Linked DNA regions of Homo sapiens: region 2 is linked to region 1. Evidence: chromatin contacts called from ENCODE Hi-C or POLR2A ChIA-PET data. All regions are on one chromosome and are shown on one strand. Each heading gives the region's core, a stretch centred on a gene start or an enhancer-like site at or near the end of the contact. The rest is flanking DNA. Distances are from core to core; before and after follow the strand shown.

Region 1 (4,835 bases), core at 97-2,596:
TCTCAAACCCCTGAGCTCAGGCAGTCTGCCCACCTCGGCCTCCCAAAGTGCTAGGATTACACGCATGAGCCACCGCGCCTGGCCAGTATTTACATTTAAAATGTGAAACTGGGATTGCGGTGGCTCATGCCTGTAATTCCAGCATTTGGGGAGGCTTTGGTTAGGAGGACTGCTTAAGCCCAAGAGTTTGAGGCTGCAGTGAGCTGTAATAACACCACTGTTCTCCAGTCTGAGCAACAGAGAACGTGTCTCTAATAAAAACAAAAATGTGAGATGATGCCTAGGTTAGAATCAGCAGAGGAGAAGCCAGAGAGAGCAGAGGCAAAGGAAGAGAACGTTCAGCAAGCCAAATGAAAACAGTGTTTCAAGGAGGGGCAGTGATCCACAGCATCAAATGCTGAACAGGACTGAGACCTAACTTAACAATGCATTTGGCCACCTAGAGATCACTGGTGGCTTTGACAAGAAGCCTTTTTAGTGGAGTGGTGGAGACCAAAGCCTGACTAGAGGCTCAAGGGTTCAAGACTTGGAGGAGAAAAGGCATTAGTGAGGGTAGACTAAGGCCTTTGGCTGCAAACCGGAGCCGAGGAGGAGGTAACTGGAGGATAGCGAGGGTGAAGGAGGCTGTTTTGTTGTTCTTAAGACGGGCATTTTTTGGCCGGGCGCGGGGGCTCACGCCTATACTCCCCACACTTTGGGAGGCCGAGGCGGGAGGTTGAGCCTCCTGGGCAAACGACGAGCTGTTAGTGTATCTTGTTAAGAACTATATATATATACAAAATTTTTGTGCAAATCATAAAATAAGTGCTGGAGTTCGGGGCCCATCCTCTGTCCGCATCTTCGTGACCCGGGTCCGAGTACCCCACCTGGAAGCTGCGTCCGTGCCGAGCCCAGCGTGTCGCTGTTTCCCACCCTCGCCGGGGATGGAAGCACGCAAGCGCAGACCTCGAGCGGCCGGGCGCAGGGCCCGCCCTCCCCGAGCCCCGGCCCCGCCCTCCTCTCCCGCCCCCACCCCCACGAGCCCCGCCCCCCTCCCGCCCAGAGCGCGTGCGCACCGCCCCTAGAGCGCCGCCTCAGGGAGGTCGGGAGCCGCGGCGCGGAGGGAGGACTCAGCCCTTCGCTCCCGCGTTTCGCCGGAGGTCTCAGGCCACGGCCCGTCGCCACCTACCGAGTCCGGGACAAAACAAGCTCGTCGGGCTGGAAACTGCGACGAGGGGAGCAGGCGCGTTCCTCGAACCCTTTTTCGGAGTCTGCGGATGATCACAGACCTGCGTTCGAAGATTGGCGGCACGTCGAGAACCGCACACGCTTTTTTTTCCTTTTATGAGCGTAGTCGCGCGCGGAGGACCTTGCACGCATGCGTAGTCGTTCCTCTGTGACGTGACCCGCTGCCCCGTGGGAAATGTAGTTTTCACTTGGCACACCGCTCCGGCTCTTGGCGGAACCCTAATTTAACCAACCAAAGTGCTTGTGCGTTTTCAGCGTTTTCTCCCATTTCCCCAGACTCTATTTAAAACAAAATGCAATAAATAAATAAATAAATAAAACTTGAAAGCGAACAGATTGCTGCTTGCTGGAGGTGGGTGGGCGCAGGGGTAATATGAAAACTGTACTTTCTGCTCAATTTTGTTGTGAACCTAAAAATGCCCTAAAAAATAAAAGTCTGTTGTTAAAAAATTAATTAAAAACAGGCCGGGCGCGGTGGCTCACGCCTGTAATCCCAACACTGGGACGCTAAGGCGGGCGGATCACCTGAGTTCAGGAGTTTGAAACCAACCCGGCCAACATGGTGAAACCCCGTCTCTACTAAAAAATACAAAAATCAGCCGGGCGTGGTGGCGGGTGCCTGTAATCCCAGGTACTGGGGAGGCTGAGGCTGGAGAATCGCTTGAATTCAGGAGGCGGAGGTTGTAGTGACTGGAGATTGTACCATTGCACTCCAGCCTGGGTGACAAGAGGGAAACTCCATCTCAAAAAAACAAACAAACAAAAAACAAGCAGATCTTTAGACCCAGAAATCGCACTTCTAGGGAATCTTCTCAGGAAAGTACTAAGGATATGGACGTGCAATGGACATGTAGCCTCAATGGTATTTTATCGAAAGCCATCCTGGTATCTTAAAGTTTCTTACATAACCTACAAATGTCTGTAATTATTTGTTGATTATTTGATAAACTTGCAAGTCCTATGAGATTGGGATCATCTTGTGTTCACCTGTGTATTCCTAGTACCTAGCACAGTGCCTGGCCATCACATGTTTCTTTTTTTTTCTCTTTGAGACAGGGTCTCGCTCTGTTGTCCAGGTTGGAGTGCAGTGGTGCCATCAGGGCTCCTGAGTAGCTAGGACTACAAGCACACACCAGCACATTCTGCTGATTTTTAAATTTTTTTTGGTAGAGATGGGGGTCTTGCTATGTTGCATAGGCTGGTCTTGAGTTCCTGGGCTCAAGCGATCCTCCTGCCTCAGCCTCCCAAAGTGCTGGGATTACAGGCATGAGCCACCAACCTCAGCCCCGTCAGTATTTTTCTGTTTATTAGAGAATCTCAGGCGTTAGCACTGAAACTATGTTAACCCCAAAATTAATGCATCATTTTCTTCCATCACACTTGCAGTTCTTTCTGTGGGCGTCAGGTCAGTGAATGACATGCCCATCCACCCAGCTGCAGTTCTACTTACTGCCTTTTATGAAGGTTATGCTTTGAGGGATTTTGCAAATTTTGCATTTGTAAAGGTCTCAGGGGCTCTTTTTCCTGATTGTTAAATATCAGCCCTAGCTAGGCCAGGCGTGGTGACTCACGCCTGTAATCCCAGCACTTTGGGAGGCCGAGGTGGGCAGATCACGAGGTCAGGAGTTTGAGACCAGCCTAGCCAATATGATGAAACCATGTCTCTACTAAAAATACAAAAATTAGCTGGGCATGGTGGCACGCACCTGTAGTCCCAGCTACTCTGGAGGCTGAAGCAGGAAAGAACCACTTGAACCCAGGAGGCGGAGGTTGCAGTGAGCCAAGATTGCGCCACTGCACTCCAGTCTGGGCAACAGAGCAAGACTCTGTCTCAAAAAATAAATAAATAAAATAAATTTAAAAAATCAACCCTAGTCACTGATCAGGAGAGATGTAGAGCTTACAGTTGTTTTTTAAATTATTTTGGTCTCTGCCCTGTTTTAAAATTTTATCGTTAATTTCTGATTTTTCTACAATAAACATGTATTTATTAACTTTTTAAAAAGTGTTTTAGAGTGTTGTCCACATGTAAGGAATTGCTCTGTCTTCTCCACATCCACATTTCTCAAAAGAATCATCTATACTCAGTTTTCATGTCCCACCTCCTACTTAGTACAATGTCCTGAGCCAGCACCTGGGGGTTATCCCTGACATCACCCTTTCCCTCCCCTCCCTCATTCAATCCACCACGTGTCTGCAATATAAAAACACATTTGTTAGGCACTTGCTATGCACCGGGCACTGTTCAAAATCCTTTACACATATTCATTCATATAACACAATCCACCTACTTTTCACCTCCACCACATCCACCCTAGGCCAAAGTAGGGACATCTTCCCTAAACAACTGCAAAGGTTCTCTGTTTTTTAATCGCTGGTGCTAAGGTTGAGTTACTTATTTCTACTTAATGACACACTTCGTCATTGGGCTCTGCACGGCCTCTCTATTTATTTGTTATTTTAAAAATTTTTTTGAGACAGAGTCTCACTCTGTCACTCAGGCTGGAGTGCAGACGCGCGCCACGACGCCCAGCTAATTTTTTATATTTTTAGTAGAGATGGGGTTTCACCATGTTGGCCAGGCTGGTCTCAAACTCCTGACCTCAGGTGATCCACTAACCTCAGCCTCCCAAATTTCCTGGGATTACAGGCGTGAGCCAGCGCGCCAGGCCTCAGCCCTCTGCTTTCAACACCTGTCATTGTGGGCACACTTTACCTATGACTTACAGCAACCATGCAATATTTCGAAGTGGGCAGCAACATTTCAGTTATGATGGACCTGTAAGTTGCCTCCAACTACTACTGGCTACCACAAACAATGCCACAGTGAACAACCTCATGCTTATTCCCCTGCGGTCTATATGAAGATTTCTCTGAGATGTATGCCCACTAGTGAGACTGAGCAATGCCATCTTAAATGATCTCCCCTCATCTATTCGGGCCAGAGTGGCACATGCCTACAATCCCACTGCTTTGGGAGGCTGAGGCTAGAGGATCACTTGAGGCCAAGAGTTCAAGGCAACAGTGAGCTATGATTGTGCCACTGCACTCTAGCCTGGAAAACATAGCAAGATCCTGTCTCTACAAAAAAAATCTTTTTAATTAGCCAGGCGTGGTGGCATGCACCTGTAGTCCCAGCTACTACTGAAATTGAGGCAGGAGGACCGCTTGAGCCCAGGAATTCAAGACCAGCCTGGGTAACAGAGTGAGATCTCATCTCTACAAAAAATTTAAAAATTAGCCGGGCGCGGTGGCTCACACCTGTAATCCCAGCACTTTGGGAGGCCGAGGTGGGTGGATCACAAGGTCAGGAGATCAAGACCATCCTGGCTAACACGGTGAAACCCTGTCTGTACTAAAAATACAAAAAGTTAGCCAGGCGTGGTGGCGGGCGCCTGTAGTCCCAGCTACTTGGGAGGCTGAGACAGGAGAATGGCATGAACCCAGGAGGTGGAGCTTGCAGTGAGCCGAGATCGTGCCACTGCACTCCAGCCTGGGTGACAGAGCGAGACTCTGTCTCAAAAAAAAAAAAAAAAATTTAAAAATCAGTCCAGGCGGGGTGGCTCACACCTGTAATCCCAGCACTTTGGGAGGCCAAGGCGGGCGGA
Region 2 (4,748 bases), core at 87-2,586, 1.3 Mb before region 1:
TGGTTGAAGGGCTGGCTTGGGGGTAGGCTGGGAATCTGGCCGGGGGTCTGGTTGGGGAGCAGGCTCTGGGGCTGGTTCAGGTGGGGCTGCAGACTCCAGCCTGGACCCCTGGTCTGCAGTGGCCTCTTTGCTCACTTCTGGTTTGGACACTGTTTCTTGGCATGGGTCTTCGGGGCTGCAGTTGGCCTTTGATTCCCCTCCTGGGCTTAAGCTGAGGTCTGTGGCCTGGGCTGTTTCTGAGGCCCCAGCCGGGGTCTCTGTGGTTTCTGGAGCCAGCCCAGCCTTGGGCCCTGAGTCCACAGGGGCCGCAGTGGTGTTTGGACCTGGCTGCGGGGCCTCTGGCTGGTCTGGTACCCCTGCTAGGACCTGGGGAGGGCCAGTTTCAGCTTCAGAATGGCCAGGCCCTTCGCCTGGAACCTTGGGACTCTCCTCAACCCCCTTCATCTCAGAGATCTCAGAGCTGCTGGCTGCCATCTTGAGATGGGAGAGGGGAGAGAGCCCCTATGGGGAGGATGGAATAGCAGAGACAGCGGCAAACCCTGGAAGAGGAGGAGATAGGCTTGGGGTGAGGAGGGAAGAGGGCGCTCAGCACTGCAGGCCCAATTGGGCCACATTCCTGTCTCAGGGCCAGCCTTGCACTGCCTCTAGGGAGAGGAAGAAAAGTTGGGGTTTCCTTTGCCTTAGGGTGGGACATCCCTGCGGGAGGAGTGCTCTACTCAAAGTCTTCTGCTTGGAGAGCCCTGGGGAAGATTAACCCTTTTGTAAACAGGACCTTCTCCAGGGTCTCTCCCTGGGTCCATCCAACAAGATCCAGACTCTCAGATCCCAGCACCCCAAAATCAACGAGCTGTGCAAATAGCACTCCGACAGGCCGACTGGGCAGAGGACCCGACATTCGCATTCCACTCCCTCTGCATCCTCCCCTCCTCCCTGGGCTCCCAGGCGGTGCGGGTTTTCTTGCTGCGCGTTTAGGGCGAGGACGCTCCCGCCCCTTTCTGGGGGACCTGGTTATCTCCTTCGATCCCCTGTCAGCCCCTCTCCCGGGGCTTCCCTCGCCTTCGGTGGGCTGGCGCCTCCTCCCGATGGTTCAGCCCGCCCAGCACCACCACCAGCCCTCCAGACACCCGCATTCCCGTGCAGTCCGCCCGGCGTCAGCCGTCGGTCGGTCCACTCCTACCCGCAGCCTCAGTCTGCCCGGGTCTCACCTCGACGCCGGCCTCCGGACAGCTCCCGCTGCCGCTGCTGGCTTTTGCAGCAGCCGCAGCCCGGGAGGGAGCAAGTCAGCTAGGGAGGGAGGGAGGCGGCGGGTCTCCCTCTTCTCCTCTCCCGTGTGCTCATCCCCTCCTCTCCGGTCCCCTCCCCTACGCTCCGCCGCCGTCGCCGCCCCCGCCCCTCGCGAGCCTCCGGCCCCTCCCGCCAGCCCAAGGGAGCCACGCGTTACCCAGGCAACCGGCCCGGGGACCACTCGCGCCCCCTCCCTGCCCCTTCTCACGCGCGCCTCCAGGAGAGACGCCTCCTTCTTAAGTCCCCGGCCCCTCCCGCCAACGGTCACCGGGATTCCTGGAAGAGACGGGGATTTGGGGGAAACGGAGAGGGTTCTGCGAGGAGACGGGACCAGTGAGACAGGCAGGACCGGGTGGAGGCGTCTCTACGAGCAGGAGGGCAAGGAAGATGGGGCAAGACGCGGGGAGGCTGCAGAGGAGGAGCAGGGTGGGGTTTGGAGAGAATGGAGCCTGCAGAAAGGAGCGGCAGAAACTGGCGCTGGAAGGCTCAAAAAAGGGGCCCTGGAAAGGACGGAGCGGGGACAGGAAAGGGAATTCCAAGGGGCAGGAGGAGCTGGGCAGAGGAGCCCGTGTAAACACAGAGTGGCCCATGCCCAGGATGAGGGACAGGTGCAGCTTTCATTCTCTACCTCGCTGCTCCCAGTCCTAGGGCTCGGACTCCCCAGCCTTTCCGCAGCCGCATCCACCCACCATGGCCTCAGGGCCGTGACGCGCGTGGGGAGGGATGCGGCTGGGGGCTGAGCAGCGGCCATGAGTGTGGACGGGGGAGGGCGGCATTCCCGTCTGGCAGCTCTGTTTGGGTTTCTGACGGGGCCTCTTCAAACCTCCAGGGGCTATTCTGGGCCTGTCCGAGTTGGGAATTCCCCAGAGACCTGGAACTTGCTCTCCACAGCCACAGCCTTGGCCCCGCCCTGTATCTGTGCTGCCGCCAGTAAGGCTGCCCCTGGGGAGGGCGGAGCCAGAACCTCACAGCCTCACAGGGCAGAGCAAGGCTGGATTGACGGACACCAGGCCGAGAAGAAACCCTTGGGGTTGGCGGCAGTTCTTAGTGAGGGCAATTCATTCAATCCAGAGCCAGAAACAGGATTTTATTTAAAATTTATTGTAATGGGGTCCGCGCAAAAGGAAGGGGTGGAGGGTGGGGTACATGCAGGGGACACAGGAACACGATGACATGGCCAGGGCCACAACTTCTTCTGTCGTGGGGAAGAGGGATGAAAAGACAAGACCAGGGCTGGAGCTGGGGTGGAAGAGGGGAGGGGGACACTGGCTGCATTCCCCCGCCCCCAGGAAGCACCTCTAGGCCCTGGACCCCTCGCTCACCCTGGCCCCTAAGACTCCATCTCTTCTCTGCCTCTGGCCCTCCTGGCTCTTCCTCCTGCTCCCCTTGACTTTTTCCCCTGACAGATTCTCAAGTAGGACGATGTTCAGGGCCTGACCCCAACCCCCCATACCACCTTATGAAGGTACAACCTTTGCCGGCCCTGCTTCTGCCCCTCCTCAAACCTCACCGCTTTCCCTCTTTGGGACAGCTCTGATCCCCCTCCTTCCTCTCCTCCCTCCCCCTGGAAAAAAAAAAAAAAGGAAAAGAAAGCACCAACTCCCCGGGGAGGGGCTGCAGACAGCAGGGGGAGAGGACTGGAAGGAGAGAAGAGGACCGTCGAGGGAAGAGGCTCACAAGTCCCTGGGAAGACAGGGCATGGGCTTACAGAGAGGAGAGGGGGTACGGGCAGTGGCTGCTCGTGTCCTCTGCCACCCCTGCCCACTGTCCAGGGGACTTCAACACAACCGAGGGGACAGGTTTGTGTGGGGTCAGGTCTGACAGAAGAGGAGCAGGAGAAACAAATCGTTAAAACCTAGCGAATTCCCCTAAGAAAACATTTCTTCCTCCTTTCCTTCTGGAGGCTCCTTGGTTGGTAGGGAAATAGGAGTTGGTGGGAAAAGAGGGGGGAGAGGAGCTTGTACCAAGGGACTCTACTCCATTCTCCCCTCTCCCCCGCAACCAACTTGGAGCTCACCAGGGTTGGGAGGGAAGTGGCTGAGAGCTCACAGGCACCCCCTCCGCCCCCGAGAGGGAGCCCACAGCTGTGGGAGGGGCTGCTACTGCTGCCGCTGCTGCCGCTGCCGCCGCTGCCGCTGCCGCCGCCATTGGACAAACCTCACCAGTACCTGCACAGGAGAAACACCACGGATCACAGCGCGATCTGAATGGCAAGAGCCTTGCCCTCACCCCACACCTTCCCAGCCTGCTTCCCCTGGGACACAGCCGTTGCTCACTTCCTATCTGGACCCCAGAGGCCTCAGCCTGCATCCTCACCCAGACAGAGCAGTTCTCAAGGATCCTCCCTGTGCCCAGAAGTCTCCCTAGCCTGAGTGGTACATGGGCATCCCTCGCCTTCCTGAGATCCCCTATTGGGCCCTTTGAGCCCCGTTGTCCCCCACACCCCCCATCCCGCCCCCCAGCCATGCCCCACGCCTTGCCTGGTGGGTGCGGGGGTCCCCCTCAGCAGGTGGGCTGTGGCTGGGGGGCGTCTCCCGGGACAGGGGGGGCGGCCCCCCCCAGATGGGTCTGCATGTGGCCGGCCAGCTGGGCAGGGGTCTTGCAGTGCACGCTGCACAGCTTGCACAGGATGCGGTCAGCCCGCGGGGCCTGGAGCCCGTGGTCCTTCACCGCGTGGATGCGCAGGTATGCTGCCGTGGTGAAGCCTATTGGGGGGTGGATTGGGATGGGGCGGGGGTCAGCCAGGCGGAGACCCCAGAGACGGGGCTGATCTCCTAGGCGGGGGATGCCCTCCTCAGATGGCCCTGTCCTCCTCCCACGGTATCCTTGGTAGCCTGGGGCCAACTGCTCTGTTGGGGCTGGTAGACACAGCCCCTCCCTGAGCCTGGGGCCTGGCTTGTGTGGTGCCCGCTTCTCAGCCTTGGTACCTACAGAACTCATTCTCCATGGCCGGGAGACCTCTCCCAGGATGACGAGACACTGACTCCTAGCCACTTGCAGGGTTGACCCTCAGCAGAGACGGCTGTGTCCCCTTCCCTCCAGTGCCCCGCGGTCTCAACCCAGTTAACCGGTGAGTCTGACTGAAGGCAGCTTTCTCTGCTACCCGTGCAGGGTGCGTGCTGGTAAAGCCCGGCCCGTGTACTCCACCTGCCCCAGGAGCTGGAGACAAGACCTTGTGGCTGCGCAGCGGAAACCTTGCCTTGTGACCCCTGGAACTGGCTTTCTTGACTACTCCTTCCCCAGAGCAGCCAAGTTCCACTCCCGCTTTCCCCACACATTACCAGGAGGTTCAACCTCTCTGGCAGATCATCTCTTCCAACCAGGACTTCTTAGAGTCTAATGATGTTCATTCAGGTGTCCCCCCGCTGCTCCCTTGACCTCTTGTAGGAATCTAGACGCCACGAGCTCTTGGCTACAGCACCCTTAACCCGTATCCGTGGCAAGGCGTCTGGCCAGGCGCCCAC

Evidence for each region. Hi-C counts contacts between places; a loop is a spot of excess contacts on that map. ChIA-PET counts read pairs that join two places held with the same protein, here RNA polymerase II (POLR2A). Pooled maps may share reads with other maps.
Region 2: a loop to region 1 is called in a pooled map, with 9 times the contacts of the local background. The contact joins the promoter of PRRT2 here to the promoter of SGF29 in region 1. A Hi-C loop is called at or near these places in 6 of 50 pooled maps. POLR2A ChIA-PET finds 5 or more read pairs at or near these places in 2 of 52 experiments (A673 and Caco-2).

What each region holds. Positions count from the first base shown.
Region 1 is chr16:28,550,431-28,555,265 of GRCh38, reverse strand. It overlaps SGF29 (SAGA complex associated factor 29), which reads right to left and starts at 1,346. Exons shown (of 10, transcript NM_138414.3): 1 at 1,169-1,346. RefSeq lists a silencer at 918-1,037 and an enhancer at 1,058-1,377.
Region 2 is chr16:29,808,781-29,813,528 of GRCh38, reverse strand. It overlaps PRRT2 (proline rich transmembrane protein 2), which reads right to left and starts at 1,336. Exons shown (of 4, transcript NM_145239.3): 1 at 1,206-1,336; 2 at 1-539. The coding sequence starts at 474. MAZ (MYC associated zinc finger protein) reads right to left here. Exons shown (of 5, transcript NM_002383.4): 5 at 2,365-3,452. The coding sequence ends at 3,298. MVP-DT (MVP divergent transcript) reads left to right here. Exons shown (of 4, transcript NR_186424.1): 3 at 3,356-3,494; 4 at 4,396-4,748. RefSeq lists silencers at 1,334-1,483, 1,884-1,963.